Linked DNA regions of Homo sapiens: region 1 is linked to region 2. Evidence: chromatin loops called from intact Hi-C (ENCODE). Cell type or tissue: HepG2. All regions are shown on one strand. Links, peaks and the distances in the headings refer to the core of each region. The heading gives the core; the rest is flanking DNA.

Region 1 (15,904 bases), core at 6,795-14,794, 75 kb after region 2:
ATAGGAGAGTACTGATGTCTCAGCTCAAGCATTCAGGCAGAAGAAAAGGGGAGAATTCCTCCTTTCTTTACCTTTTGTTCTTGTCAGGCCCTCCATGGATTGAATGAGGCCCAGCCACACTGAAGAGGGCAGTCTGCATTATGAGTCCCCTGTTTCAAATAATAATCTCACTGGAAACACCTTCACAGACACACCCAGAAATCATGTTGAGCCACATAGCTGGGCACCTCTGTCACCCAGTCAAGTTGACACATAATATTAACCATCGCAGCTTAGAGTAATTTTGACAGATGAAATTTGAGGAGTCTCAGATGGGAAAAGATAACATGAGAGAAGGCACAACGTGGCAGCTTTAAATTCTGACTCACTTGAAGGTCTGGAACATAACGCTTTTGTGAGAGCGAGGTGTGAGATGAAGCTGGATTGAGGAGTTCTGACCCTAAAATGCAGGGCCCTGAAAGTGAAGCCAAGGCAGGTAGAAATTTGTTGATAGCAGGGGAGCCAATGATAAGCATGAGCTCAGGAGCACAACTTGAGACTTACAGATCATGATGATGACCTAGATGATTCTTCTTTCATGAATAATTACATTGAGTTTGCTGATATAAGTAACCTTCTAACCTGCCTTCTTTCCACCAGAGCATATTTGCTGAGCACATTCCACTCTGGTCTTCCAAGACTGAGCAGGCAACTCAGCAGCAGGCTCCTGCCAGCTACAGAGGTTTTCTTGCTTCCTGAAAATGTATATCAGAATCATCCACAATGTTTATTTGGAATACCACTGTGTGCTTGGAACTGGGTAGGGGTATCGTAGGGGAGCATCAATATGTCAGGTAATTCCTGCCTTATAATCAATCTAAAGCTGGCAAGATCCTTTAGATTTTTGCTAAAGCTGGCAAGTTCAGTGAAGACTCTCTAGTGTAAGTACTGGTTTCATTTCACAGTGGCAAACAAAAGGCAAAGGGAATCTATGTGTGAAATAGTGGCTTCCTCCCCAAGTACCAGCCAGTGCCCTTCCAATGACTTTGCTAGGCATGACTCCAGTCAAACCCAGAGGGACATTTGATTTTGATTTCTATGAAGTCTAAAGACCACTGCTATGATGTGAACCCTGGACCCAATACAGCAGCAGGAAAGGCAGCTGGGTGATGATGCCTGGGTGTGATTAGGTGGGCAGCTTCTAGACAGGTTCCCTTCCCACCTGGGAAAGGAAGAGAGTGGGGTATTGCTGCCTCCTTTTGTGACACAGAACATCCGTGGAAGGGCAGATGCACTGGTTTCATTATCAAGTCTGTCTCTTCTTTACTGTGATCATGGAAAGCATGCTTCTTCTGTGTTGCCATATTCCTGATCAATCTAACCCTAGTGACAGATTGTATTAGTCTGTTTTCACACTGCTAATAAAGACATACCTGAGACTAGGTAATTATAAAGAAAAATAGGTTTAATGGACTCACAGTTCCACATGGCTGGGGAGCCCTCACAATCATGGCAGGAGGCAGAGAAGGAGCAAAGGCACGTCTTACATGGTGACAGGCAAGAGAGTGTGCAGGGGAACTCCCCTTTATAAAACCATAGGATCTCACGAGACTCACTGTCAAGAGAACAGCACGGGAAAACCCCGCCCCCATGACTCAATTACCTCCCACCAGGACCCTCCCATGGCACTACAAGTCAAAATGAGGTTTGGGTGGGGACACAGCCAAACCATATAATAGATCCAAATTTTAGCTTCTTCATGGTATCTATATGGAGCATCAGATATAGATGCTGCATATAGAGATGAACAGGGTGAATGGGTGAGCAGATGCATCCACTGATGATGCTCAAGCTTTGTTGTAATCATTTTTAGCCACATATCATCCAGCATTTATCAAAACTGCCATTTTCTGAAAGGACACTTAAAATTTATTTTAATTTCCCTGCCTCAGTTTACCTATCAGGAAGCAGACTGTTGGAAGCAGTAGGTGATGGAAGTAGAGAAAAAGAAGGCTTAGAAGTCCGTGTTGTTCTGCCTCATAGTAAATGATCATGGTATTAATTCATTTTAAGTAGCAATCCTGCTTAAAAGTCACAGCTGCGAGAGAAGCAGCCTTTCCTTTTGTCTTTTGCCCCAAGGCATTTGTGCGAGGTGCCTCTGGATTAACTGCATTTCTCCATTGGCTGAGTTGCAGGAATCAAATGCCTCTTTGAGAGAAGGGCTTTTGTTCACAATGCTGAATGCTTGGTATAGCTATACTAAGCATAAAGGTTCAGTAGGAATTTTATCTTTCTCTATTTGGCAGAAAATAGTGATTACCAGCAGACACTTAGGCTGTCTAAAAACAAGCCAGTTTGTTTAAAGAGCTGCAGGTCATCCTTTCTCCTTCTACTTCTGGCTTGGGTGAAAGCTGCTTTTCTGAAGGGGGCCTCTTGAGCCGAGGCGTTCTGAAGGGCAGCAATGATGAAAACCTTATGAATGACTGTGGCTGGAGAGCCTTGTGCACTAAATGCCATTAGCACTCAGCTAGGCTGTGCATTCTCATTGCCCTTTGTTCAGAACGGTCCCCTCTGCAGGGAGAACAGAACTGCCACAGTTAAGGCTGTGACCTTTCCAGTCACTTACCTCCTTAGGGATGCCAGATCATCCCAGTGAGATCATTTATTATGCTTTACACTATATTTTATGCATCATGACAGTCTTGTGACCACAAAGACACAGTGGCTCACTTTACTTTGGAAAACATTCTCTGATGCAGCTAAGTTTCAAGCTTATGATCCAAAACTAGGGACAAATAAGAACATGGAAGAAAGGTGGACCCTGGGAGTCCCCTGAAACCCACACCCAAAAGGAAGTTTAAGATGATCTTGGCATCTGTCACTTTGATTTCCTTCAATTTCCTTCATCTCAGAAGGGCAAAGCTTAGACAAAACCTTGTCTCAAAATTATCCGTTCATTTTCATTTTTAGATAACTGATACTAAAGCTACTTCCTTATGCAGGACAGAGCAGTTGGATATTTTTGAAAGATATTTCTCATTATAACTGTAATTAAGGGTGGGGTTTTTCATGTGCATGCAGTTTCAGAACTTTCTTGGCAGTCGTTTTTCCTTGGCTTATCGCAGCTACACAGAAGACAGGTTTGTAGCTTTGCATTCCCGCAACAGTCATGTCACTTTCAGACTAAGAATCCTTTGATCTTTACTGAATGGATATTTATTATATCTCAAACGATGATACCTACCTTTTTTGTTCTATTTTTCTTGCGATTCCTTGCCTTCCAAATCAGAGTTTAAAATCCAAAGATAAGGAACAAATACAATGTGTTCTCTTTGAAGTTGGAGGCAGGTCTTGCTCGTCTTTGTACTGTCTGAACACAGGGCCTTGACCTTGCTTTGTAGGCATTTGTGGCACTATGGATTTGATGTGTGGGCCCAGCTACACCATCTAAACCAGCTGGAGAATTTCTCTCCATGAATGGGACAGTCTTTTATTAAGTGTGGACTAGTATTTCCCAACCCACCCTCATTCCCGTAAAGTGTCAGTGGATCTTCTGTGAAAAAAGAGTTCAGTGAGCAAATAGAATTACAAAATATTGCATATTATACCACCTTGAAGGCCCACCATGTATACTGGCAAGTTCAAGCCTCTTTGAAGTTCAACAGAAAATAACTCTGTTTAACTTTGACCCAGAATCGTCTAAATGTTAGGCAGAGACACATTTTTATACGTGCGGTTTTTATGGAGTTCGTTGCTTTGGGTTTATTGCTCTAATGCTAGTTTACTCTTCGTTTTCAAAGGTATAGATCTTGGAAGTCTCATAGCAGAGATTATTATAGCCTTGAGACAGCATGATATATAGAACTAACTTTTTTTTTTTTTTTTTTGAGACAGAGTCTCACTCTGTCATTCAGGCTGGAATGCAGTGGCACGATCTCGGCTCACTGCAACATCTGCCTCCCAGAGAACCAAGTTCTTTGGAGACTCAGGGAAGCTGCAGTGTACTTGGCCCAAGACCTCGGCCTCCTAACAAGCTCCCCTAATGAGCAGAGCTATGTGCCTGGATGTTGGCATGTGCCCACCGCCTCTTCCTGTCTCCTTTTCTCCCTCTTTCTCACTGTCAAAGGAGAGCAGAGCATTTGAACTGGTGTTGTCTTAAAGTATGAGGAATAGGCAAGGTTCTCATGGCCAGCCAGGGATCTGAACCTCTTCTGAAACCCAGGGATTGATCAAATAGGGTACATTTTGCCTGGAGGAGAAACTTAACATGGAGGTAAACTCCATGAGTAGGTCAAATAAGCTTCTTGGTTTGGGGAACTAGACAGCCTTGATGATTTTCTCTAATGCACTAAGACTTGAAAGATACCACAAGCTCAATTCTGTAAGAAGGTTTTGTATTTATTTACAGGGAAAGAAGACCCAACTGTAGCACCACCTTGAACATGATATAAGAATAATCATAGCCACCACTGATTACTTGCAGCATGCCAGATCGTGTACTATGTGTTTTACATAAAGGAACTCATTTAACCCTTAACTGTGAGGCCAGGCGTGGTGGCTCACGCCTATAATCTCAGCACTTTGGGAGGCCAAGGCAGGTGGATCACCTGAGGTTAGGAGTTCGACGAGACCAGCCTAGCCAACATGGTGAAACCCTGTCTTTACTAAAAATACAAAAATTAGCCCAGCCTGGTGGCGGGCACCTGTAGTCCCAGCTACTTGGGCAGCTGAGGCAGGAGAATCGCTTGAATCTAGGAGGCGGAGGTTGCAGTAAGCCAAGATGGCGCCACTGCACTCCAGCCTAGGGGACAGAGCGAGACTCCATTTCAAAAACCACTGTGAGAAAGATAATATGCTCAATTTTCAGTTGAGGAAACTAAAGCTCAGAGATGCTGGGTAACTGCCGCAGAGTCATAAAGGTTGGGCTAAAAACCTCACTCCGACTGACTCCAAAACCAGGGCTTTTCAGAACCCCCCTACTCGTTCCCAGGCGCCCCTGGCTTTCTTCATAATACAGTCTCATTCAAATTCCACAGTGTGGCCTCTCCGTAGAAAGAAGGAAGAACAGGACGTGTTTTGCAGAGTTAGATGTGAGAGTTTTGTGTTGATGCCTGTGAATTTGAAACCCCTTTGAACGAGTCACCTTTGTTGTTGTCATGAGACAGAAACTTTTATCTCATTGAGGTTATAGAACAGGCCAGAGTCTTAAATACAGTTACGAGTTATAGGGTTGTGAATTCTTTTTTTTTTTTTTCAGACAGAGTCTCGCTCTGTCACCCAGGCTGGAGTGCAGTGGTGCGGTCTCCACTCACTGCAAGTTCCGCCTTCCAGGTTCACGCCATTCTCCTGCCTCAGCCTCCCGAGTACTGGGACTACAGGCGCCCGCCACCACGCCCGGCTAATTTTCTGTATTTTTAGTAGAGACAGGGTTTCACCGTGTTAGCCAGGATGGTCTTGATCTCCTGACCTCGTGATCCACCCGCCTCGGCCTCCCAAAGTGCTGGGATTACAGGCGTAAGCCACCACTCCTGGACGGGTTGTGAATTCTTATAAAGTAGTTGGGGATATTTAAGTCCTTTGATCATTGAAAACAAGTACCACCGCAGTTGCCCTGCCTAACTCTAATGCCACACATAGGATAAAAAACAAATTGACTTTCCAAAGATGTGTTATTACTTTTCTGACTGTCAAGATACACTGTGTCTTATCTTACATGTAAGTAAAGTTGCAATCAAGTGCCATATTATAAATCTGATTTTATTACCAGGAAATGCTTTCAGATGTTTAAGTCCTTGAGGCTATGAACCTGGTGTTGGTGAAAAATGAAAACTCACTCAATGAAAAATATGCAGTTGGCCCGTGGCATACACCCCATGACCAGACCACCTCATGTCAGAGAAATGTCCCCAACTTATGTGATCTGTACCCTGACAGCACCAGAGATAATACACATGGGGTAGCGCCTGTGTGCATCTGATTTTAGTGGATTTCTCTGACAACTTGAAAAATCAGACTTAAATACTTGGGGATATGAATTGGGGCACACCGTTCTTTACATACTTGGCACCAAAACAGTATGGATAAATTACATCCATTTTAAAAAAACATGAATCATTTTAAAACTATATTTAAGTTTACCATTTAAGGATATCCTTAGAGAAAATTGTTAAACCTCTTTTAAAATATATGTCATATATCTTTCTAATCACTATGGCAACATTTATTATAATTCCACCCCTAAAATGTGATAACCCTTGACCATCTCCAAAATGTGTGACTGATAAACACTGGCCAGCATCTTTGTCATATTTTGATATTCAGAATGATGGCAACGGCTATGATGCTGGCCATCATCGAACGGTGGGTGCATTTGCTCTGGGCCAGGCACTGTTACACATTTGTTAACTCACTTAGGAGAATAAGAAGTGGAAATTCAAAAAGTAACCTTTCTGGGGTTTCCTACTGAGTCATAGGCCCTAAGTGAGTAGACACAGGTTAAGTATCCCTTATCCAAAGTGTCTGGGGACCAGAAGTGTTTCAGATTGTGGATTCTTTCTGATTTTGGAATATTTGCATTATATTTACCAGTTGGGCATCCTAAATCTCAACTTATTTACTTAGCATTTCCTTTGTGTCATGTCAGTGCTCAAAAAGTTTTGGATTTTGGAACATTTCAGATTTCAGATTTTGGGATATGGGATGCTCAAACTGTATTATAGCCTACTTGAATGTTTATTTCCAAAAGAATAATTTGTTTTTGTTAGGGTTTCTATTCTTCTATTCATTTAATTCTTTCCCAATCGTGTAATTCCTCTTATTTTGAGATGATTCTCTCATAAGTGAGGTATCATATTTGAGCCTGCAGCCAGAAGCAGGCCAGTGTTCCGCATCAGGCCGTGAGGCTTGTCCTTTGGAGGAGCTGTCTACCGTGAAGCAGATGTGTTAGTTATGTCTCAGCAATGGCCTGAGTCACCAAACGGCTCCATGACCGTGGGGGTTTGGTCCATGGAGTTACTCTACCTGATGATTTTCTGCCTCGCTCCCAAATTAAACACAGAATGACCAACTAACTCATAATCAAAACTAGTTTGCAGTAAATACAATGCTCTATTTATGTTTTTTTGTTGCTTGTTTTGAAACGGAGTCTCAGGCTGGAGTGTGGTGGCGTGATCTTGGCTCACTGCATCCTCCGTGTCCTGGGTTAACGCTTTTCTCCTGTCTCAGCCACCCGAGTAGCTGGGATTACAGGTGCATGCCACTACACCCTGCTAATTTTTGTACTTTTAGTAGAGATGGAGTTTTGCCATGTTGGCCTGGCTGGCCTCGAACTCCTGACCTCAGGTTATCTGCCCACCTCAGCCTCCCAAAGTGCTGGGATTACAGGTGTGAGCCACCTCGCCCAGCCCAATGCTGTATTTCTGAAAAAGGTATCACCAGAATATTAAAAAAAAAGGTTAATTATTAATTTGTTCACTTAATTAACAAAAAAAAGTCTATGGCAAATCTCATAGACTCGGAGTCCAGTGGGGTAGAAAAACCAACATTCTTAACGGTCATATTTTCCCTTTCATCCCTTGTCTGGGGGTGTGATATTACGATATACTGTGTGTCTGGTTGTGTGTGTACACACACAATATATATATAATGTGTGTGGAGGGGAGCTTTCCATCCCGGGGTCCTGGCTTATTACTCCCATAGCCCTTGTTGTTTCCTAAGGGACTAAAACAACAAGCATATCTTTTGTTGAAGTATTGGCCTTTTGTCCTTGGTTTCTGAAGTAGCTTCAGAGCTTTAACGGTGAAAGACGGTCTTTCGCTATAATGTTTGGGCACTTTAGGCCTCAGAAAACAGAATCTCTCTTGCTGATCTTCTCCTGCCCTCCTTTCATGTACTCCTCTGTCTCCCCAAGGCAGGGCTCTAATTTTCCCCTGCCCTCATCCATAAAGAAATTCTTTGACCTACCTGATCTGATTAGAAGTCATAAGACTCACATTTCGGAAGGAGTCCTGTTTCCATTCCCTGGAGGAAGGAGCCACGCACAGAGAGGCCAAGAAGAATCTGAACAGATAGGTCTTGTTGGGTTTCCTCGCTCAGTCTAATAGTACTAGATCATGCCTTTTTTGTCCAATCACAGTTCTACATGGTTGTCAATCACGCCTATCCAATGGAGCCTCCATGAAAGGCCCATGAGGATGGGGTTCAGAGAGCTTCCAGGTAGTGGAATACGTGGAGGTTTCCAGAGGGTGGTGCACCCAGGGCGGGCATGAAAGCTCTGCACCCCTTCCCATGTGCCTTGCCCTGTATAGCTCTTCATCTGTATCTTCTGCAATATCCTTAATAATAAACCAGTGACCAGGCATGGTGGGTCACGCCTGTAATCCCAGCACTTTGGGAGGCTGAGGCAGGTGGATCGCCAGGTCAAGAGATCGAGACCATCATGGCCAACATGGTGAAACCCCGTCTCTACTGAAAATACAAAAATTAGCTTGGTGTGGTGGTGTGCACCTGTAGTCCCAGCTACTCAGGAGGCTGAGGAAGGAGAATTGCTTGAACCTGGGAGGTGGAGGTTGCAGTGAGCTGAGATAGCGCTACTGCACTCCAGCCTGGGTGACAGAGCAAGACTCCGTCTCAAAAAAAAAAAAAAAAGAAAGAAAAAAGAAAAAAATAATAAACCAGTGAATGTCTTTTCCTAAGTTCTGTGAGCCACTCTAGCAAATTAAACAAACTCAAGGAGGGGGTCATGGGGTCCCTGATTTATATAGCCAGCCAGTCAGAAGTACAGGTCAAACAACCTGGGGCTTGTGATTTGTGCCTGAAACTTGGGGGACTCTTGGGGGCTGAGCCCACACCCTGTGGGATCTGACACTATCTCCAGATGATAGTGTTGGAATTGAACTGGGTTGGAGAATGCCCAGCTGGTGTCTGCTGTGGAATTGACTGATTGGTTTTTGGTAGGGAAAAATTCTCATACACTTCTTGGTGACCAGAGGTCACAGAAGCCTTCTGTGTTGACTATTGTGGTGTGGGAGCAGAGAAAACTGCTTGTTTTTTTCTGCAGGGGGCATTTCTGGGCCATGATGTCCACTGCCTGTTTAAATTTAGAAACAGTCTCTGGATGGCCAACCCAGGTGCCCCCTTGGTCATGAATGATGGACTGCTCTCTCCTTAAGGGTTGAGATGGTTCTATCCTTCACCATTGCTAGGAAAGTGACTGGCTTGAGAGTGAGTGACCAGGAAATAAAGTTACCAATAGCACTGCCTTTGCTGTTCATTGATGACCTGTGACATCTGTGACCTGTGACATCTGTGACCTGCATGACCTGAGATCTCTTTCTGTCTCTGCAATCAAATTTCCAAAATTCAGAGATAAAGACATGTTCCTAGAACTTCATTTCAGCTTTCACAACCCCTATAATTTCCATTTGAAAAGCCAGCCCAAACACAAAATTAGTTTCCTACGCCAGAGAACATTATGATTACAGAGGTTTGGAAAAGGGGAGGAAGGTGTTGTATAAACCCTTAGTTCTGGTTATTTTTTCCCCTTTATTTGAATGACAGTGACTTTAAAATAACATACAAATAAAAGTAAAACCAGAGTTTTGAAAATTGAGCAAGTTGTACATTTGTCACACTGAAAGAAAAAAAAAAGTGTCAGTGCCCTCTTCCAGGTAGATTTTAGTCAAAATTCTAATAATTTCAAGGAACAGGAGCCCACTCGTGCTGGTTCAAGGGCAGGTGGCAGGTGGACAATGTCAAGGGATAGTGTGACTGGCGTATTGTGCTGTGGGTGGTTCTGAGGATCGAGGGCTTGAGGAGTCAGGCTTGCTCTGCCGTCCGGGTGCATCTGCTACGTGCTCCCTCTCTTCCAGAAGCTTCTTTAGGACCACTCTAAGTGCCATGCCCTCATGGCCCTAGCTTGCCAATGCCCCCCAAAACTTGATGTTACATCCTGTCCCTACCTGACTTTTGGTTCCATTGGCCATGGCCTGAGTGACAAAGGAATGCTGTGGAAGTGTGGCTTCTGGCCTCGGACGTGGGCGGGATGGCTTCCCTCAGAAGGAACTGTAGATGCACCTGCAGTTTGCCCAGACCTCAGTGTTTTCATTTCCTCTCTTCCTCTCTGTCTCCAGAAAGAGCTCTTGGAGGAAGTTGGCCAGAATGGCAGCCGAGCTCGGATCTCTGTTCAAGTCCACAATGCTACGTGCACAGTGAGGATTGCAGCCGTCACCAGAGGGGGAGTTGGGCCCTTCAGTGATCCAGTGAAAATATTTATCCCTGCACACGGTGAGAGCTATACCCAGTAAGGGCTGATAGGATGTGATGGTCCAGGCAGTGCACAGATTGCCAGAAAGTAACCTGGGGGATGGATGGCTGATTAAAGAATGAAAAATAAGGCTGGGCTTATCTCAACACTTCAGGAGGCAAAAGCAGGAGGAGTTTGAGAACAACCTGGGCAATGGGCAACATAGTGAGACCCTGTCTCTACAAAAAATATATGTATTTTTAAAATTTGCTGGGCATGGTGGATCATGCCTGTTGTCCCAGCTACTTGGGAGGCTGAGGTGGGAGAAGTGCTTGAACCCAGGAGGCAGAGATTGCAGTGAGTTATGATCACACCACTGTACTCTAGCTAGGTAACAGAGTGAGACCCTGTCTCAAAAAAAGAAAAAAAAAAAAAAGAAGGGAAAAATAAGAATCAAAAATAATTTTTCCAATGATAAAGATATGATATGATAACATGCTTTACAGAACTGCTGATACCCATAGGTCCCTCCTATAGTTACTATTAATGGTAATAACTTACTTGGAAGATTAGTCTTTTCAGATGCCAACTTTGGCTTTACTTATTGAACTTAGTTGCAATGATGTATACTGTACATGACTGAATTTTAGACAGGCAATATAGCTAACCCTTAGCTGTCTACAATTGGGACAGTTTATTTGCTGTTGCTTGTTTTGCTGTGTTTGAAATAGTACTGCTTTGCCATGTTTTTACCCATTCAAGCCTTGGGTAACATGCTTTGTGCTTTGGTCTGCACGGAACATGAAATATTTCCTATGGAAGCCATCCTCAGACTGCCCTGGGCCCACGGAGCTAAATGCCCAGCCATGCGTGTTGGCTTTTGCATGTTGCTGGAATGTCCTTTGGCACGGTGCCACTGTGGTACCCCAAGTGAACCAAGTGCTGTGCTCACTCCATAACCCAATGGAGCCACCTTTGTTTGACTCTCACCTGCCCTAGGTTGTTTAATGTTAAACGGCTGTCATAAAGTCCATGCATAGGCATCTAGATCAGTGTGCTTATACATTAAGTTTTTGCCAAACATGACCTTTGTACCCAATAGCAGACAGAACTTGTGAGCAAATGATTGAGTTCCCACCTGTCTGTTCCCAGTGACACTGAAACTTGCTCTCCCTTTTGGTGCTGAAATGGAACCATATTACGTTCTTGCAGCACATAGGCACAGTTTCTGGGAAACATTAGTAACTGGTGATGGGGAGGCAAGATGTGTCTACCTGGTAGAAATTCAATGACCCTGAGATTCTGGCTGGACGCAGTGACTCACGCCTGTAATTCCAACACTTTGGGAGGCCAAGGCAGGCAGATCACTTGAACTCAGGAGTTCAAGACCAGCCTAGCCAACATGGTGAAACCCCATCTCTATCTAAAATAACGACAACAACAAAAATTAGCAGGGTGTGGTGGCATGCGCCTGTGGTCCCAGCTACTTGGGAGGATAGCTTGAGCCCAGGAGGTGGAGGTTGCAGTGAGCCAAGATCACACCATTGTACTCCTGGCTGGGTGACAGAGTGAGACCCCCATCTCCAAAACAAAACAAAACAAAACAAGAACAAAGACAATGAGATTCTGATTCTAAAGGGACAGCTTAAAAAAATTGGAGTTTAGGCTGGGCGCAGTGGCTCATGCCTATAATCCCGGCACTTTCGGAGGCCGAGGCAGTTGGATCACTTGAGGTCAGGAGTCCCAGACCAACCTGGCCAACGTGGGGAAGCCATGTTTGCTATGCAGGCAGTCCTTACCTTGCAGGGCTCCAGTATGCACAAATTTCAATTACCACAGTTAAATAACACCCATTCCCCAAAAATATAGTTCCAATTTTAGTTACCATTCTATATTAACCATAATGGCATAAAGCATAAACTCGGGCTGCTGGCTCTTCAGGCCACCAACCATCGTAGAAATAACAGATGCACATCCTATCATGACCAACGGCATCATTTCTTTCAAAGGCTGTTGTGATCGGTCACTGCGCCCTTGTCATTCTTTTTGTGCCCACCTTGCGGAGACATGTGGCTGTGTTGCCTCCTTGTCTCCCAGGGACAAACCCACATGACATTTTACAAAAATGGGTAATTGAAAGAGGGAGTTGGTGAACAAAGGTAAAAGTGCAGTAAAGAAATGCAAAGTGATAGTGTTCAACGTAAAATTTGAATTGAATGCAAGACTGTGGGAAGTTGATAACTGCCCCTGCTGATGTGAACCAGCGGTCCTTAGTGAAGGTGAACTTATGCACATACATCAAGAGGTTGTGACAAAAAGGTTGAAAATGTCCCAGAGAAAGCGACACTGTCAAAAAACAGCATTGAAGGAATACTGGGAGATATTTTACAACATTGAAAGAACAAAAGCTAAAACATTAGCAGTCGATCCAAACTTAGAAAGGAATGTGACAATTCTTCAAAACAGAGAAACTATATTTTCTCTGTATCATAAGTTACATGACTAGAAGGCAAACTATTTAACCTACTCTCGATCGTTTTTTTACAAAGAAATGACACTTTAATTTTTCATGTTTCTAACATTTTAAACTACAGTAGAAGTAAATATTAGTTGTAATTTTGTTATTTTCTTGTACGTGTATAATGACATGAGTTTTCTCATTGATTTTAAAATTACTATTTTTAATTAATAATTGAAAAATTGTATATACCTGTGGAGTACAGTGTGACATTTTGATCTATGTATATGTTATGGAATGAGTAAATCAAGCTAGTTTCCCATCAGTTATTAAGATCTCTTCGCATGGTCTCAGCTTACACAAAGTGAGACCTGCCTATATTTGTAGATTATAAAAGATTTAACTGAGTTCTGAAAGCTTTGACTATTTGTTCTTCCCTGTTACAAGCCAGTGTTTCTCATATATTTCAAACCCATGACTGGTCTATTGGTATCTCACCAGGTTGGGTAGATTATGCCCCCTCTTCAACTCCGGCGCCTGGCAACGCAGATCCTGTGCTCATCATCTTTGGCTGCTTTTGTGGATTTATTTTGATTGGGTTGATTTTATACATCTCCTTGGCCATCAGAAAAAGAGTCCAGGAGACAAAGTTTGGGTAAGTCTCCCAGCTAAAAATGTTTGCCCACTGGTATTGACAAGGTTGTTATACCAAGTGATTATGCCTTTCCTGTTGGGCCAGCTGCTTACATTGCTCCCAGATGGCTGCCCTGCCTTATGCATACCCTGGGCTCAGGCAGCTTCCTGACTTACGCCATGGTCTACAGAAGCAGCTGCCAGCAAAAGCCAGGCCTGAAAAGGGTTCCTTTACAGAGAAGAGTATCAGTAGGCCTTTGCTACTCAAACTGGATTGCTGTTAAGTGAGGACTTTTATTAGAAGCCTTAAAAATAGGCCGAGTGCGGTGGCTCACACCTGTAATCCCAGCACTTTGGGAGGCCAAGGCAGGCGGATCACTTGAGGTCAGGAGTTTGAGACCAGCCTGGCCACCATGGCAAAATGTCATCTCTACAGAAAATACAAAAATTAGCTGGGCATGATGGCACACGCCTGTAATCCCAGCTACTTTAGAGGCTGAGGCACAGGAATTGCTTGAACCCAGGAGGGTTGTTGGCAGGTTGGAGTGGGACAGAATGAGTGAGGGGTGTATGGCTATACTTTGGAGGGGGCTGAGCCTCCCTCTTTCATTGCTCCACCTTCAGAATGCTACTAGAACATCCCACTCGCTCCAAGACTTGCCATAGGCGTGGGAAGGGCTTAAGATTGGCAGCCAGGCTACGCTTTATTTGTGTTCATCCCAGTCTTAGGGGTCAGTTACTTTAGTCTTTATAAGCCTATTCTTACAATTGTTATACCTTAGTATGTGAATTCTAAGAATGACTATTTTAAAGAAGTGGACAAAATCTGATCTAAATCTTGAACATATAATTGACTAAAATACATCCCAGGATCTTGGTGTGACATGTGGGTTCATCATAAAACAAGTACAGAGAACCTCTGCAGAAGCTGCAAGAGTAGCTCATTAATATGTATTAAAGGCCTGCTAGGCACTGGGCACTGCGGTAGCCTGGAATACAGTGGTGAACAAAATCCTGCCCTCATGGGGTTCACAGTTCATGGGGAGTCAGGCAGTAGTCAAGCAGTCACAAAATAGATTAAAAATGGCAACTGTAATACATTCTATATAAAGGGGTAAGAATGTGTCAGAAAAATTTGGCTGCATTAAGAAAGTCAGGGAAGGCCTTTGTGCAGAAGTGGCTGACACCAGAGCTAAGATCTGAAGAAAGAGCAGGTATTCATTAGATGAGAGAGAAGAAGAGCATTACAGCCAGAAGGAGCAGCACATGCCACATTACCAAAAAGTGGGGCTGCTGAGTACAGCAAATATATTAACAAGATTACAATACTATTTCAAATATTTAGAAATAAAACTATTTCCAGGAACCATTAAACTCAGCAGAAGCTTAAAACAAATGAAAGACTTGTAACAGGTTATTGTTATCTATGTCGAAGTCAGTTCCCATGGATCCTTACTACAAGATCTATTCATTTGTTCCTTTTGTAAAACCACTTTCCAGCTCATTTTTAAATGAAAATACTTTTATTTTTACTTATAAAAGTAACATTATATTTTTTTAAAAATCAGATTATATCGAATAGTCAAAAGGAGAAAGTGAGGCCCATTTCAGGCCCATAGATGGTGTTGGTTGCTATTTTGGCATACGTCTTTCCAAGTGCTTTGCTTTGTGTACATCAGTATTTTTTTCAAAATTGTGTTATCTCTTTAAAATAATCTATGTACCTAAGGTAACTTGAGATTAAATCTGTAATCTAGACTTTCAAATTCATAATACTTTCCCACCAATTAGTCTAAAACAGTGACTAAATGGATTATTAAAATAGACTTCATTTTTTATTTTTAAAATTAATTTATTTTTTTGAGACAGGATCTTGCTCTGTCGTCCAGGCTGGAGTGCAGTGGTGCATTCATGGCTCACTGCAGCCTTGTCCTCCAGAACCCAAGTGATCCTCCCATCTCAGCCTCCCGATTAGCTGGGACCACAGTCACATACCACCATGTCTGGCTAATTTTCTTACTTTTTATAGAGATGAGGCATCTCACTTTGTTTCCCTCGCTGGTCTTGAACTCCTGGGCTCAAGTGATCCTCCTGCCTCAGCTTCCCAAAGTGCTGGGATTACAGGCATGAATCCCAGCCTTATTTTTTAGAACAGTTTTAATTTTACAGAAACATTGAGAAGATAGTACAGAGATTTCTCATATGCTCCATACCTAGTTTCCCCTATTATTAACAGCTTACATTATTAGTGTCACACGTGTCCATGTGAAGAGACCACCAACAGGTTTTGTGTGAGCAGTAAAGCTTTTTAATCACCCGGGTGCAGGTGGGCTGAGTCCGAAAAAGGAGTCAGCAAAGGATGGTGGAATTATCATTAGTTCTTACAGGTTTGGTATAGGCAGTGGAGTTATCCAATATCCAATATCCACTGGAGGACCAATTTTTTGTAAGCAGGGGGTGGATCTTGCAAAGTACATTCTCAAGGGCCCGGGAGAATATTACAAAGTACCTTCTCAAGGGTAGGGAGGGTGTATCATACAAAGTACATTCGCAAGGGTGGGGGAATACCACAAAGTACATTATCCCAAGGG
Region 2 (16,504 bases), core at 3,170-11,169:
AAAACCCCTATCCAAGTTAAGAGCCCTTAACCTTCTTACATGTCTCCCTATGGACATGTGTGAGTCTAGGAGTGGAAACACTGAGTTGTAGGTTATATGCAATTTCAGCCCCATTATATGTTGCCAGTCCTGCACATCTTATAGGCAGGTTATTGCCATGGGAGATCTGGACTAAGATATTTCTTCCCAAGAGTACTCTAAACAGATCTGAGAATACTCCTCAGGGCAGGTTGCAACTAGATTGTGAAGTGAGTGATGCAACTGGCTCTTTCGCCACTCATGCTTATCATTCAGTGCCCCATCCTCACCCTTGGCTGTCACACACTGGAGCCTTCCCTCAGTTCAACCCTCAGAACCACCTGCAACCCAGGGCTCAGTAGCTGGGGCTTGTATGTGGACTGCAAGGTTAGGGTAGTTGGTGGCTGTGAGAAGCCCTCTTCATTCCTTCCTAGCCATGGAGAGCTGGGCAAGTCGTTTAGCATCTGGGAACCTCAGGATCCTCATCTATGAACTGGGGACAATTCCAGTGATACACCCTTCACAGGATTAGAGAAGACTGTCTAGGTAAAAGGCCTGGCGAAAGGTGAAAAAGTTTCTGTGTGGGTTGATACAGGTACTGGGTCCTTTGCTTTTTACCCAGTAGAAGATATTGAACATAGATTTGTAACATTGCTTAAAGGACCTCTATGCCAGGAATCAAGGACAAAGGCCAAATATATACTTTGAAATTATACTACAATCTGTATATCAATTTGGGGAGAATTGATATTTTTTCTAGGTTGAGATTTCCAATTTATGAACACAGTATATCTCTCCATTTAGTTATATCTTCTTGTATTTCTTTCATCAGTGTTTTGTTGTTTTTAGCAGAAGAGTTCTGTATGTGCTTTGTTAGATTTATACCTAAGTATTTCACCATTTGGAGTGATTGTAAATGGTATTGTATTTTTAATTTCAATGTCTATGTGTTTATTGCTTCATATGTAGAAATACAATAATTTGTATCTTGCAACCTTGATAAAATAACTTATTTGTTCCAAGGAGACTTTTTTATAGATTCCTTGGAATTTTCTTTTTTTTCTTTTTCTTTTTTTGAGATGGAGTCTCACTCTGTCACCCAGGTTGGAGTACAGTGGTGCAATCTCAGCTCACTGCAACCTCCGCCTCCAGGGCTCAAGCGATTCTTGTGCCTCAGCCTCTGGAGTAGCTGGGATTACAGGCGCATGCCACCACCATGCCTGGCTAATTTTTTTGTATTTTTGATAGAGGTGGGGTTTCACCATTTTGGCCAGGCTGGTGTTGAACTCCTGACTTCAGGTGATCCACCCACCTCAGCCTGCCAAAGTGCTAGGATTACAGGCATGAGCCACTGTGCCTAGCCTTCCTTGGAATTTTCTATGAAGATAATCATATCTGCAAGTAGCAATCCTTTTATTTTCTTCTTTTCTGATCTTTTCTTTCTGATGTGTTTTACTTCTTTTACTTGCTTTATTGCATTGGTTACAACTTTCAGCACGGTGTTGAATAAGAATGGGGAAAGCAGATATCCTTGCCTTGTTCCCATCCATTTTTTTTTTCAGATCTTTATTAAGTTGAGGATGTGCCCCTCTTTTCTTTCTTTCTTTCTTTCTTTCTTTTTTTTTTTTTTTTTTTTTTGAGATGGAGTCTCCTCTGTCACCCAGGCTGGAGTGCAGTGGCACGATCTTGGCTCACTGCAACCTCTGCCTCCCAGGTTCAAGTGATTCTCCTGTCTCAGCCCCCAAGTAGCCAGGACTACAGGTGTGCACCACCACGCCCGGCTAATTTTTGTATTTTTGTTTGTTTGTTTGAGACAGAGTCTTGCTCTGTGGCCCAGGCTGGAGTGCAATGGTGCAATCACGGCTCACTGCAAGCTCTGCCTCCCGGGTTCATGCCATTCTCCTGCCTCAGCCTCCCAAGTAGCTGGGACTGCAGGTGTGAGCCACTGCGCCCGGCCTAATTTTTGTATTTTTAGTAGAGACAGGGTTTCACCATGTTGGCCATGCTGGTCTTGAACTCCTGACTTCAGGTGATCTACCTGCCTTGGCCTCCCAAAGTGCTGGGATTACAGGCATGAGCCACCATGTCTGGCTTCTTCCTAATTTTCTTAGAGGGTTTTTTTTCCCCCATGAGCGAATATTGAATTTTGTTAAATGAACAATATGATCATGTGATTTTTATTTTTTTAGTCTGTTAGTATGCTGGATGACATTGTCTGATTTTCAAATACTGAACTAGCTTTCTATCCATGGCATAAATTCCACTTGATTGTGGTATATAATTATTTTTATATATTGGTGAGTTCTATTTGTTGATATTTTGTTAATAATTTTTTTGTGTTTATATTCATGAAGAATGTTGATCTGTTTTTTCTGTATTTTTGTCTGGTTTTGGTATCAGAGCAATACTAGCTTCATAAAATATATTAGGAAGTTCCACCCTCTCTTCTAATTTCTGAAGGAGATTATGTGGAATTGGTGTTAATTCTTCTTTAAGCATTTGGCATAATTCTCCAATGAAACCATCTGGGCCTGGAGATTTGTTTTTCGGTAGTTTAAAAAATTATGAATTCAATTTCCTTAATAGTTATAGCCTGATTCAAATTATCTATTTCATGTGGGGTACATTGTGATAGTTTATGTTTTTTGAAGATTTAATTCACTTCCTCTATGCTACCAAATTCATGTGTGGTTATTTGTACTATTCACTTATCCTTTTGATGTCTGCAGAGTCTATGGTGATTTCCCCTGTTTTATTCCTGATATTAACAATTTGTCTTCTCATTTTTTTCTTTGTTGGTCTTGTTAGAGGTTTGTTAATTTTATTGGTCTTTTCAAAGAATTTGTTGTTTGTTTCATTGATTCTGTATTGCTTTTTTTTTCATTTTCTTTTTTTATCTATTATTTTCTTCTTTCTGCTTGTTTTGGGTTTATTTTGCTCTTTCCCTGTGTTCTAAACTTAAATGATGGATTTGAGACTTTTCCTCTATTTTAATACTATAAATTTTCCCCAGCACTGCTTTAGCTGTATCCCACAAATTTTGACATGTTGCGTTTTTATTTTCATTTAGTTCAACGTATTTTTTAAAATTTTTTTCTTGACACTTCTTTGACCCATGGACTATTTAGAAGTTTAGTTTGCGGCTGGGCGTGGTAATCCCAGCACTTTGGGAGGCTGAAGCGGGTGGATCACCTGAGGTCAGGAGTTCGAGACCAGTCTGACCAACATGGTGAAACCTCATCTCTACTAAATACAAAAAATTAGCCAGGCTTGGTGGCACGTGCCTGTAATCCCAGCTATTTGGGGAGCTGAGGCAGGAGAATCACTTGAACCCGGGAGACAGAGGTTGTAGTAAGCTGAGATTGCACTATTGCACTCTAGCCTGGGCAACAAGAGCAAAAACTCCATCTCCAAAATAAATAAATAAATAAGTTTAGTTTGCAAGTGTTGAGAATTTCTATTGTGTTTCTGTTATTAATATCTGGTTATTTCCATTGTAATTAGAGAACATAGACTATATGATTTCAGTTATTTTTAATTTGTTGAGGTTTGCTTTATATCATTGATCTTCGAAAGAATGTGTATTCTATTGTTGGGAAGAGTGTTCTATAAATATAGATTATATTTTTTTCTTTTCTTTATTTTTTTGAAACAGGGTCTCATTCTGTCACCCAGGCTGAAGTGCAGTGGCACTCTGATGGCACCATCTTGGCTCACTGCAAGCTCCGCCTCCCGGGTTCAAGCAATTCCGCCCACCTTGGCTTCCCAAAGTGCTGGGATTACAGGCGAGAGCCACCGCGCCTGGCCCTTCAAGTTCCCTTTTAGCCTTGCTTTCTTTCTCCTCTCCTTTCAGGACTTCAGTGATACGGATTTTAGATCTTTAATAGTAGTCCCAGAGACTCTATTCATTTTTTTCAGTCTCTTCTCATGGTCAAATTGAATTCTATTGTTTTGTTTTTAGTATACCGATTCTTTCTTTTGTTCCCCTTTCATTTTACTGTTGAACTTATCCATTGAGTTTTTAAATTTTTGGTTATTGTATTTTTTTAGTTCTAAAATTTCCTTTTGATTTTTAAAAAGATCTTCTATTTCTTTACTGAGACTTTGTATTTCTTTGCTGTGGCTTTCTGTTTTTTCATGTTTCAAGCATGTTCATAATTGTTCATTTAAATATTTTTATGATTGCTTCTTTAAAAGATTTTTCAGAAGATTTGTCATTTTGATGTTGGCATTTCATTCTGCTTGAGATCAGTTTTATTTATTTATTTATTTTTTTGGCACACAGACATTTTGAGACCCTGGATCTTAGTTTAGTCTTCTGTTTTACCTGTTTTCCTCTGACTTGCTCTGGCTGGGGAAGAGGGCATGCTGCCTCGTTGCTGCCAGGTAGGGGTAGAATTCTAGGTTCCTCACTCAGCCTCCATTGACATCTGAGTGTGGGGATATCTTCATTACTGCTGGTCAGAGGTCAGGTGGCAGTTCCGGCTCCCCACCAGGCTTCCACTGATACCTCTCTGGCTCAGAGGGGTAGAAGTGCCTCATTTCTGTTCCAATTCTTCCCCACCTGGCCTCCCCAAACACTAGAGTAGGGGGAAGGATGGCCTCCTTTCTGGTTGGCAGTGAAAGCCCTGACTTTCTGCAGGCCCCAGATACTGCCCCAGTAGGGAGGAGGAGAGATGCTTCATTGCTTCATTAATGCTGGGTGGGGATGGAAGGCCTGGCTCCCACATGGTCCTCACACCAGTCAGTGGGGCTAGACATCTTAGTTCTCTACTTCCTCTAGGCCCTTTCTGACGCCACCCTGGAGGGCCACTTGTAGTACTTCTCTATAGCTTGGTGAGGGTGGAAGTCTAGATTTCTCACTTGACTTTTGCTGGTGTGGATGGGGACGGGGCCGTGATGTGTTTTGGGTTGCTTGCCTGGAGTAGAGCAGTTTATTGTCTAAAAGTTTTCTGTCTGGCTGGGCTGCCCCTTTCCTTGTCTTTAGCTCCTAGTCTAGGACATATGGGGCAAAAGGAAACCGATTTGTTCTTGAGTCCTGAGGTTCCTAGCCAGTCTGCCTGCTTCTCTCTACCTTTCAGAGTTTTGTCTTGTTTTTTAAAATTATGCTAAAAGACGAGGCCAGGCGCAGTGGCCGACGCCTGTAATCCCAGCACTTTGGGAGGCCGAGGTGGGCGGATCACAAGGTCAAGAGATGGAGACCATCCTGGCCAACATGGTGAAACCCCGTCTCTACTAAAAATACAAAAATTAGCTGGGCGTGGTAGCGTGCGCCTGTAGTCCCAGCTACTCCGGAGGCTGAGGCAGGAGAATCGCTTAAACCTGGGAGGTGGAGGTTGCAGTGAGTCGAGATCGTGCGACTACACTCCAGCCTGGTGACAGAGTGAGACTCTGTCTTAAAAAAAAAAAAAAATGCCAAAAGACACATAACATATAATTTACCATCTTAACCATTTGTAAGTGTAGAGCTCAGTGGAATTAAATATATTCATAATGTTGTGCAGTCGTGGCCACCATTCATTTTCATCCTGTAAAACTGAAACTCTGTAACCATTAAACACTAATTCCCCATTCCCTCTCCCCTTAGCCACTGGCAACCACCATCCTATCTATATTCTGTTCTATGTGATTTTTGACTACTCTAAGTCAGAGTTTTGAAAATGCTTATTTAATATCTAGTGTTCTGGGGTGTACTTAGTGGGAAGAATAGGGAAAAGTACATCTAGTCTGTTTTTGGAGGGGATTCTTTGTTCTCTGTTACTTAGGGAGGACTTTAACAAACTTCTTGCTAACAGGTCTGGTCTTCCGGAGATAGTCACATTTTAAAAGAAAATTGTTTTTTCCTTAAGGATCGGCTTTTTAGTAATAGTAATTTACGTACTGGTAGGCTGGAGTATATGTTTTGGGAGTGGCATGATGGAAAAGTTAACATGAACTGAGCATCTCATCTGGGTCTTATGAAAGCCACAGTTGGGCCTCCGGCAGTATCAACCCCAGACCCCCAGAGGGGAAAGCCCCTTTGAGACCCTGGCCAGACAGTATTGCCTCAGAGCCTTTCTGTGACAATTGGCATGCTGCCAGTGGAGAAAGCAGAGGGAAACCTTTGGTTAAGTAAACATGATATTGTATACAGTATTCATATTTCATTGCAAGAGTTGAATGGTCTGAGTCAGCATAATCAGTTCCATATGTTTGGCATTGATAGTCCAGGCATGACTAGTTGCACCTTTGAAACAAGACAGATCAGATGTTTCATGTTAGGAAAATAATAGCTGCCATTTATTGCATGTCTGTGGATGCCAGACACTGTGCATTGTTTCACGTGCAATATTCCACTCTTATCTTGGAGAGAAAACAGGTACTGAAGTAGAGAATTCAGGTACTGGTGAGCTGGAGGGTATGTTTTGGGAGTGGCATGATGGAGAAATTAAACTTGGGGACTCAGCATCTCTTCTGGGTCTTGTGAAAGCCACAGCTGAGTCTTGGGGAGAATCAACCCCAGAGCCCCAAAGGCTGGAGGGAAACTGTCTCATTTTACAGAAAGAGGAGAGTGAGTTTTGAATGGACAGGTGACTTACACAAGGTCACCTGGCCTCTACGTGGCTGAGCTGGGGCTATGCCTTGTCCCTCTGACTTTAGGGTTCTTGTTCTCACCCCACCTCTCCTGCAGCCTCCTCATCTCCTAAAGCACGTGCAGTCAAACCTGGGCCCTCTGCATGAGGATTTGCGAGCTCCATCCAGGCCATTCAGTGCCCCCCATCCCTGGCCTTCCGCAGCCCCCTGGCCCACCTTAGAGTGATCTGTGCCACTGAATCTATTCCCTAAAGTAGGGGTCTGACCCTGGCTGCACATTAGAATCATAAGAGGAGATTTTTTTTTAAATCCCAGTGCCCAAGCTGCACCCTGAGCCAATAAATTCAAGCCCTGGGTGGGACATGGGCATCAGAAGCTTAAAAACATTTCCTGGAAGATTCTGATGTTCCGCTGGGTTTGACAGCATAGTGGGAGAGTTGGAAGAAGATAGTGAAAAGTCGAGGTCAGATTCTGGAAGGCTCTTTTCTGGTTGCATTGGTGCCCCCCATGGTAGGGACATGGACATTGCAGTCTGTTTGGGAAGCTTCTTTTGCAAAGCACCACCAAGAAAAAGGCAAATGCCCCAGTGAAAAAGTGGGGGACAGGCTGAAAGGGATGATGAGAGGGTACCTAAAGCCCTTTGGGGCCCTTGGGGCTTGCCCTGCTAACATGTGTGTTCAAGGCCAAGCAGAGAGGTACCTCTGCTCATTTTGTTTTTTGATGTTTTTTCTTTTTCTTTTCTTTTTTTTTTTTTTTTTGAGCCAAAAGGAATGTATTGGGCCAGGGGCAGTAGGAAGGTCACCCCACTGATAAGCAAGCCCCTTGTGCTTTTGCTCAGATGTCTCAGCCCCTTCATGCTGCAAGCCTTGGTTCAGAGAGGTTGGATAGCTTTCCTGGTGTGCCAGGTCCCTGTTTGCCCCTCCAGACCCACTCTCCATGCTGCTCTAAGCCCCAAGAAGCAGCCTGTGGGAAGGGCAACAATGAAATCCCTAGTGCTGTGGCTCCAGCTGGTTTTGACTAAATGATACTAAGTTATATTTGTTCCTCTAAGTAAATCCGGGGTGTTCCCATATTGGTTGCTTATCTGAAATTCAGGTGTAAAGGGCTGTACTGTTTTTTATCTGGCAACCCAATGCCAACACCGTGTTTTACAGGCAACTTCACGTTCCTTCCACCGTGCAGGCATTTCTGGGCTTTCACTGGCACTTGGGCTTTTCTCCTCCTGTGGCTGGGCTGTGACCTCTTGGGGCACACACTGCCCAGCCATTTACTTCCTTTCCTTCCTGCAAGCGCCAGGCCTGTTCTCTCCAGCACTGACTCAGAGCCAGCCACCCGCTTTCTCTTGCAGGGCTTTGCTACACTTAGGGCAAATGGGTGGCGTGATCGCCTCTTCCTCCTTTAACATTCTCCAAGTGGCCCAAGGGTCACTCCAGTGAAGTTAATAATTACCATTTGCAATTTAGGACTGATCCATCAGGTCAAGTGAGTTCTGATTGAAGGTTGTTTTTTTTTTTTCTTTTTCTTCTAATGAAGTGTTGCTACTCTGTTTGTTTGTTTTTCTTCTAATGAAGTGTTGCTACTCTTTATTTTATTTATTTATTTATTTATTTTCCGAAACAGAGTCTCACTGTGTTGCCTACGCTGGAGTGCAGTGGCGTGATCTCAGCTCACTGCAACTTCTGCCTCCCGGGTTCAAGCAATTCTCCCTGCCTCACCCTCCCGAGTAGCTGGGATTACAGGCGCCTGCCACCAGGCCTGGCTACTTTTTGTATTTTTTAGTAGAGACAGGGTTTTGCCATGTTGGCCAGGCTGGTCTTGAACTCCTGACCTCAGGTGATCTGCCCGCCTCGGCCTCCCAAAGTGCTGGGATTACAGGCGTGAGCCACTGCGACTGGCCACTACACTTTATCAATCAGGAATCCTTTGGGTATTGCATAAATAGTACTAAGTAGAAAATTTCCTTTTGTGCTATGTTTGGCCTCAGCTAGCTGTGGGGGTAAAGGGAGTGGGGTGGGAGTCCTTAACCTGGGTGACAGGGCAGCTGCTCAGGACATGATTCAAATATCAGCCTGGTGTGTGCACACAGAATGTGGGGTGGGGGCACTGGTCTAGGTTCTGCGTTTTCTCCTAGAGAGGGTAGGGAAACAGGGATACCAGCATTTACAGGATTCCAGATGCAAAAGCCTTTCTCTGAACTTTGGGAGGTGAAGGCGGGCAGATCACCTGAGGTTAGGAGTTCGACACCAGCCTGACCAACATGGTGAAACTCGGTCTTTACTAAAAATACAAAAATTAGCTGGGCATGGTGGTACCTGCCTGTAGTCCCTGCTACTCAGGAGGCTGAGGCAGGAGAATTGCTTGAACCCTGGAGGCGAGGTTTGCAGTGAGCTGAGATCACACCACTGCACTCCAGCCTGGGCTGTGACAGACTAAGACGCGATCTCAAAAAAAAAAAAAAAGCCTTTCTCTAAATCACAAACCCACCTGCAGAAGGGCTGTAGGGCTGTTTGATAGCAAATACCTTCAGCAGACAGCAAGACTGGTGAGGAAACAGCATACCTCTGGAATAAGGTGCATCCTCTTGGCCATGCATTTATGTGCCATATGTTCATGTGTGCTTGAGTTGGGAAGCAAAGAACCTCTAGGAACTGAAAGATAAGCCCTCACTCTTTTGCAGCCTCCTCTGGGCCTCGTTTTTCTTTTATTTCTATTTTTGGTAGAGACTTGTCTCACTCTGTTGCCCAGGCTGATCTTGAACTCCTGGGCTCAAGCAATCCTCCCGCTTCGGCCTCCCAAAGTGCTGGGAGCCACCACGCCTAGCCTGGGCCTCTTGAGTTTGAGGCTGAACTTTAGAGAGCTCAGCTGATGCTTCTGCCCATTTTATTGTTGGGGAAGGAATAGAAAGAGCAGGAGTAATGGGTCCCACAGGCTGGCACTCACTCCTGCCATTACTGTAACTCTGGTAGAGGAGCTATTCCTCTCTCTTCCCAGGTGCCTGGGATCATAAAGCAGGCTGATGGCACACAGCATCCTGGGGTAGCTGGGGTGGGGTGGAACTGAACAGGGTTCACCAGCCAGCACCCTCAGTCCCACAGGGCTGCCACCTGCCCTGCTCAACCCTCTTCCCACAGCATGGAGGGACTCCAGGGCCAGGGAGGCTGCTTGCTGCCACATCCCCACCCACTATCATGGGACCTGCAATTTCAGTTGCTGCTGCTTTCTTTAGTCACCTCGGTGATCACCTTGGGCTGTGATCACCAAGCTTCAAGAAAATCAAAGGAGCTCATGTTAGGAAAGGCTGGTGGAGACCATCCCTGGAGAGATTGAGAGATGCCTTAGAGCTAAGAGCCCTTCGCATCCCAAGCCCGATGTATATTTTTTCCTCTCACTCATGGCTGGCAATTATATTACTCTAGTATTGCCCTTCCCCATGCATTGTCCAAGGCAGACATCACTAATTAAACTCAGCCCTTATCCCCGCAGGGCCCAGACCTGGCTTTAGAAATTCCTACTTTAGGTGGCCAGCAGGCCAGGGTTCAGATGCAAGCCAGTAACAGCCATGTCAGCCAATATTTTTGGAGTGTGCTGGTGGACTCGATGCCTATCAGCTCCTACTGCTGAGATCCTCTTGTCCTCACAAGAGTTCAAAGAAGTTATAGAGCTTTCCTGAGGCCATACCTTGAGGTGGTGAGGGACTGGGTGGGCCTCAGCCCTCTGACTGCAAAGCTGCTAGCTAACCTCTGAGCAGCACTGCCCACCAGCCCTTCTGCCTTTGCACACTGCATTTGACAAGTGCTCAGCAAGGATTCATGGATTTGAGGGTAGGATGCACTAGTTGATCACATGGAAAATAACATTCTTTACTGGCTTGCCCTAATGAACGAATTTTGAGTCTAAGAGACTATTCACAAAGTCCCTAAATGTCTGAGCCACTGTAATTGTGTGTCATAGGCATGCTGACAGCCTCTCCAAGTTCTGTCTCCAGCCACAGCAGTGTCCTTGCCTGGACCACCTCTCTTCCCTGCTCACCCTTCAGGACCTCTGCACGTCACACCCGTTTATTCTGTAAATGTTTGCTGCATGTGACTCCATGCCAATCATCATGATGGGTTCAGATGATGCCACCTCCAGCCTTCAAGGAAGTTACAGACAAGTATGTTCAGAAAAACAGGGCAAACTCACACAGAAAAATGGGCAGTATGTGAATAAACATTCACTAATCAGGTCCCTTGGGCCTGTCCTGTACTGGGTGCTGAAGAAAGATGATGGAGACAAAAGCCCTGACTTTAAGAAGCGGACGCTAGGGCTCTGGTCAAGGGCTGCATGGTGATTGGAAACACATGGGCACAGTGCAGGGGTGCTGCACCACACAAGTCCAGGACTGGATGGAGTGGCCCCTGGAGTTGGTAAATGCAGCTGCTGGAGCAGCTGGGCGGCTACTCTGGGACCTGAGTGGGAGGCTAGTGATCCAAGGCAGCTTAGCAGCACTCGTTTATGTGAAGTTAAAATTCCACTCCAGCTGTTTATCCAGTCCACATGAGGAAGCAATCCTGGAAGAAGGTGGGAGGGATAAGGTGGAGATTTCTTGTGAATTCCACCCAAATTACAACCAGAGGCACCCCACTTTTCCATGTGCTGTGTAGAAAGGACCACATTTGCATTAAGTCTTTGATGTGGGTAAGCCTTTCAGTCTGAATTCATCTGCAATCACTACCCAAAAATAATTTTGAGAGTATTCCACTTCTGTGGGGGAAAAACAGGGGGAAAAGATACGTTATACAACCAAAGTAATAGAAACAATGAAAAATTTAGCAACTTAAAATATAATTTCTAATTCATCATTGCCCAAACCCTTGGGTCCAAAACCTTGGAATGGTTTTTGTTTTGGCTTTTTTTTCTTCACATTTTGTATAATCACCCAGTGCCCCCACACAGGGCTGGTGAGGTTATGCATTGCACAGCTCTAGAGAACAATTTATACAGCCAACAACGATGTGAATGGCAATACCACCCCACTAAAATTGTGCAGTACGAGCCTCACCAATCTCACCAGCCACGTGGGGGTCCAGCCTCAGTCCCAACAGTTCTCAAGGGTTAGACCATGGAAGATTTTTACTAACTCATAATAAAATGAGAAAATAATTAAAATAATAGCTAACATTGAGTGCTTACTGTGATCCAGACAGTAATAACTCCTTTATTCCCGTTGGCAACCCTATGAGGCACCATGGTTGCCATCCCCACTTTCCCTGTGAGCAAACTGAGCCTGAGCAGCCTCGAGCCACCAGCTGTCCACTCCTGAGAACTCTCCTTTATGCCAGGATCGCATCTTTCCTCAATATCTGGTGTCAGACTGACTTTCCTTTGTGGAACACTGGTGGTAGTGAGGATGCTGTTGCTGTCAGCCCCCTCTTCTTGGTCTCCTGTATCCTTCCTACTCTTCACTGACTGCCCCTGTAGTCAGGTCTTCACTGCCTTCCTGGAAGGTTCCCACTTCCTGCTCTTCTTCCTCCTACTCAGCCAGTTGCTGGTGCCAGAATCCCCCTCATCAAGCCTAGCTCTGAGCCTTGCTCTCCCTTGCTCAGAAGCCTTCCAGGAACTTCTCCTGCCTCGACTGGGATTCAGGGCTCTCCACATTCACCTTAATTTTGGTTTATCTCCCATTTTTGTTCTAGCAGAGTAGCTCTACTCTTCAGCTAAATTGCTGTTCCCAAACTGGTTGGGCTACTTCCTGTCTCTTCAGTTTCCCACCACCTTTGACCCTGGCAGCCCCAGGCACCTTCTCCATCCCTCAGATCCATCCTTTACTCACTCATTCAACAAACCTATTTTGAGCACCTCCTACATACTGGCTGTAGTGTAGGTGGTAGGTATCATGGAGCTTTCAGTCCGGCAGTGGAGAAAGAACTGGATGAGTAATCGTAAGATGTATTACAAAAGGGTCCTAGCACCTAACCTGGGGGTGCTAACTATAGGAGGTTAGTCAGAGAAGGCCTCCCTGATGCTATGGGCAGCCTCCCCTCCCCACCCCCAGTTAGCCATGTCCATCTCCCCTTTAGCTCCTGGGACCCACTGTGGCTCTGTTCCTGAAATAAGTCTCTTTCTTTATCCCATTTGACTGTCGTAGCAAATCTTGAACCCAGGAGGTGCTATATAAATATCTGTTGGCAATCAAATCATTCTATCAACTTCTGGTAAATCAAATTGTACAGATCAGATATATATATATATATATTTTTTTTTTTTTTTTTTTTTTTTTTGAGATGGATTTTCGCTCTTGTTGCCCAGGCTGGAGTGCAATGGTGAGATCTTGGCTTACTGCAACCTCTGCCTCCCGGGTTCAAGCGATTCTCCTGTCTCAGCCTCCTGAGTAGCTGGGATTACAGGCACCCACCACTACGCTTGGCTAAATTTTCGTATTTTTAGTAGAGACGGGGTTTCACCATGTTGGCCAGGCTTGTCTCGAACTCCTGACCTCAGGTGATCCACCCACCTCAGCCTCCCAAAGTGCTGGGATTACAGGCGTGAGCCACCGCGCCTGGCCCAGATATCTTTTAAACCATCTAGAGTGTTGAGTGATTTCAGGGTAGGTTTCGTGGCTCCCGGACTTCAGTGATGTCACTTTAGTGGGTGGCCTTGCCCCTAACCAAGTTAACACTTTGTTTGGTGAACAGCTTGGCTCATGGAAAACTGAAGATTATACCCCAAATTGTAATCAGAGGTTATTATCTTGCAGGGTTGGGCTTACAAAACAGACTTTATTATTATTTTTTTTAATTTTTTTTTTTTTCTGAGACAGAGTCTCGCTCTGTCCCCCAGGCTAGAGTACAGTGGCGCGATCTCGGCTCACTGCAAGCTCCGCCTCCCGGGTTCTGCCATTCTCCTGCCTCAGCCTCCTGAGTAGCTGGGACTACCCGTGTCTGCCACCATGCCCGGCTAATTTTTTGTATTTTTAGTAGAGATGGGGTTTCACCGTGTTAGCCAGGATGGTCTCGATCTCCTGACCTCGTGATCCGCCTGCCTTGGCCTCCCAAAGTGCTGGGATTACAGGCGTGAGCCACTGCGCCCAGCCCCAGACTTTCATTTTATATTGTATATGCTTCAATAAATATTTGAATTTTTTCACAACAAATTTGTTAAGTTCCTAATTAAAAATTTAAAATATTCTTAAATAAATTAAACCAATGAAGGTATAATTTGCTTCTCCCACTTCCCATTTTTGCCTTCTAAGAAAGGGACCTATATTTAAATGGGGGAAAAAAGTGATTTGGATTAAACCCCTAACTCCTGAGTCCTCTGTAGCTCAGTGAATAGGAAGAACCACAGATGAGTGTGCCCACCCAAGTGGCAAAGGTGAATTGTCAAGGCTTCAAAGTACATGAATAAAGGGCCAAGTGTGGTGGCTCACGCCTGTAATCCCAGCACTTTGGGAGGCCGAGGCAGGTGGATCACAAGGTCAAGAGATGAAGACCATCCTGGCTAACATGGTGAAACCCCGTCTCTACTAAAAATACACAGATTAGCCGGGCATGGTGGCGCGCACCTGTAGTCCCAGCTACTCAGGAGGCTGAGGCAGGAAAATCACTTGAACCTGGGAGGCAGAGGTTGCAGAGAACTGAGATTGCGCCACTGCACTCCACTCCAGCCTGGTGACAGAGCGAGACTCCATCTCAGAAAGCAAACAAAAACAAAGCCTACATGAGTAAGTAGAGCACCCTTGAGGGAGCTCTGCAGGTATGAGACAAACAGCCAGAACATGCATTGCTGCAGAAAGCATCCACACATCAGAGGAAGGGGAGCCCCCTCCTCCTACCAAGAGCATAGGTCCACCCTTGTGAAGGTTTGCCTGGCATGTGGGCTGTGAGTGACTGGAGAGGCAATGGTCCCTGTCTGTTGTCATCCTGATCTTCACTCCCTAGCATAAGTGAACACTCCCATGATGGCACATTCATCTGTCTGGACAGCTGGGCTCCAGGCCAGCCCACAGCTGACCCACATAGCCCTCCCCTAAAGCACACAGAAGGCCCTACACTCCCACACTCACCAAGACCTCAGGATAAGGAAAAGTCTTCCTGTATCCTTGTAGGAAAATCTCTTCTCTTCTATCTGGCATTGATCCTGACTCACTAAGGAGGCAGTTCCCAAAGGCAACAGCCATGAGAGTTGGCCCCCAACATCAAAGGGGCCTGGGAGGGAGCAGTTGCTGGAATGGGAGAGGGAGCTGCATGGCAAGGGCTCCCAGACAGGGGTATGCCCTTCAGTTGAGGCATATGTGCTGTCCAGAGTGGCTTGGCAGAGAGGAACCTAGAGGAAAAATTCCCAGATCCCCTCCCTTCTGCCCCACGATTTCCTACTTATATCTCCCATTAGCCAATTAAATACTTAACTGAATACTTAAATTTAAAAAATTCCAGCCTGGGCACATACATAGCCAGACTCCCTCCCTACAAGAAAAAATTTTAAACTAGCTGGACATGGTAGCACGAGCCTATAGTACAACCTACTCGGGAGGCTGAGGTAGGAGGATCGCTTGAGCCTAGGAGATTGAAGTTGCAGTGAGTTACTGTACCACTGCTCTCCAGCCTGGGTGACAGAGCAAGAAGGCCCTGTTTGTTTAAAAAACAATTATTTGTTGTTCATCTGAAATTCAAGCTTAACTGGGCATCCTGTGTTATTTGCTAAATCGGGCACAACTCTGAGCAAAGAACACCCTACTCCCTGCACACACACACTCAGGAGCCCAGGAGGGCATGATGTCCTGAGCATGGCAGGAGGCCAGCCCTTGAGCAAGGATGGAGCCCCCACTGTGTACCCCCAGTCACCAACCCATAATGTAGACTGCTAGGCCTATATCTCTCTCACCCACCTGTCTCACTCACTCCCTCCCAACGTATTTGAATAGATAACAACCAGTGTAGAATCTGTGTCCAAAAATGCCACTCAGAAAGCTAAAAGTACAGCTATTATGAGCCTTCCCTTGCTCAGAAACCATCTAAAATACTTGTGGACCAGATGAAATAAAAACATTTCCAGGTTTATTCCAGCAAGCAAGCATTTTCCTGGAAGCTTCAGTATTCTATAGCTGGTAACTTAAGAACACTTTTTTTGTTGTTAAGGCACAAAAATTGTAAACTCATCTCTTTGTGGCCATGAGCAGCTTTTTTTTTTTTTTTTTTTTTTTTTTTGAGACAGGGTCTCACTCTGTCACCCAGGCTGGAGTGCAGTGGCACAATCTTGGCTCACCACAGCCTTGATCTCCTGGGCTCAAGCGATCCTCCTTCCTCAGCCCCCCAAATAGCTGGGACTACAGATGCATGCCAACACATCTGGCTAATTTTTGGGGTGGTTTTTTTTTTTCGAACCTCAATCAGCTTTTTAAAGACTATCAGCCAAATTTGCAGCATAGTCTCTGACAGAGCAGACAGTAAGAAAAGTTATTTATTTTGAGACAGGGTCTCTCTCTGTCACCCAGGCTGGAGTGCTGTGGTGCTACCTTGGCTCACTGTAACCTCCGCCTCCCAGGTTCAAGCTGTTCTCCTGCTTCAACCTCCTGAGTAGCTGGGATTACGGGAATGTGCCACCATGCCCAGCTAATTTTTGTATTTTTAGTAGAGACAGGTTTTTGCCATGTTGGCCAGGCTTGTCTCAAACTCCTGACCTCAGGTGATCCTCCTGTCTCGACCTCCCAAAGTGCCAAGATTACAGGTGTGAGCCACCGCGCCTGGCCAAGAAAAGTGACCTTGAGCCCTGCTGTGTCATCACCTTCTTCTTATACTGCTGAGTTGGGCATGAAGGACTTGGAATGAGTCAGTAATAAGAAAATTTTTATTTTTGGTGGGGGTGGTTACATTTCTTCAGGACTCTTCCAGAGGCGAGTTTACAAACGAATGAACTGGTGAATAAGAATATGTCC

Evidence for each region. Peaks named below come from ENCODE experiments on the same cell type or tissue, not always from the same donor. Only the 100,000 strongest peaks of a DNase experiment are listed, where the experiment ranks them.
Region 1: a loop joins it to region 2, with 10 times the contacts of the local background. A loop is called at or near these places in 3 of 110 quality-filtered maps.

What each region holds. Positions count from the first base shown.
Region 1 is chr2:111,984,142-112,000,045 of GRCh38, forward strand. MERTK (MER proto-oncogene, tyrosine kinase) reads left to right here. Exons shown (of 19, transcript NM_006343.3): 9 at 10,110-10,263; 10 at 13,182-13,335. Among named protein-coding and RNA genes, the nearest start is that of TMEM87B, 63 kb to the right of the region's middle. RefSeq lists a silencer at 2,291-2,585. In HepG2, for the core only: no CTCF peak of the experiment used is centred there; a DNase peak (open chromatin) is centred at 11,300.
Region 2 is chr2:111,912,468-111,928,971 of GRCh38, forward strand. All of the region lies in intron 1 of MERTK (MER proto-oncogene, tyrosine kinase), which reads left to right. Among named protein-coding and RNA genes, the nearest start is that of MERTK, 22 kb to the left of the region's middle. In HepG2, for the core only: a CTCF peak has its summit at 7,105; DNase peaks (open chromatin) are centred at 7,104 and 7,974; H3K4me3 peaks cover 784 bases.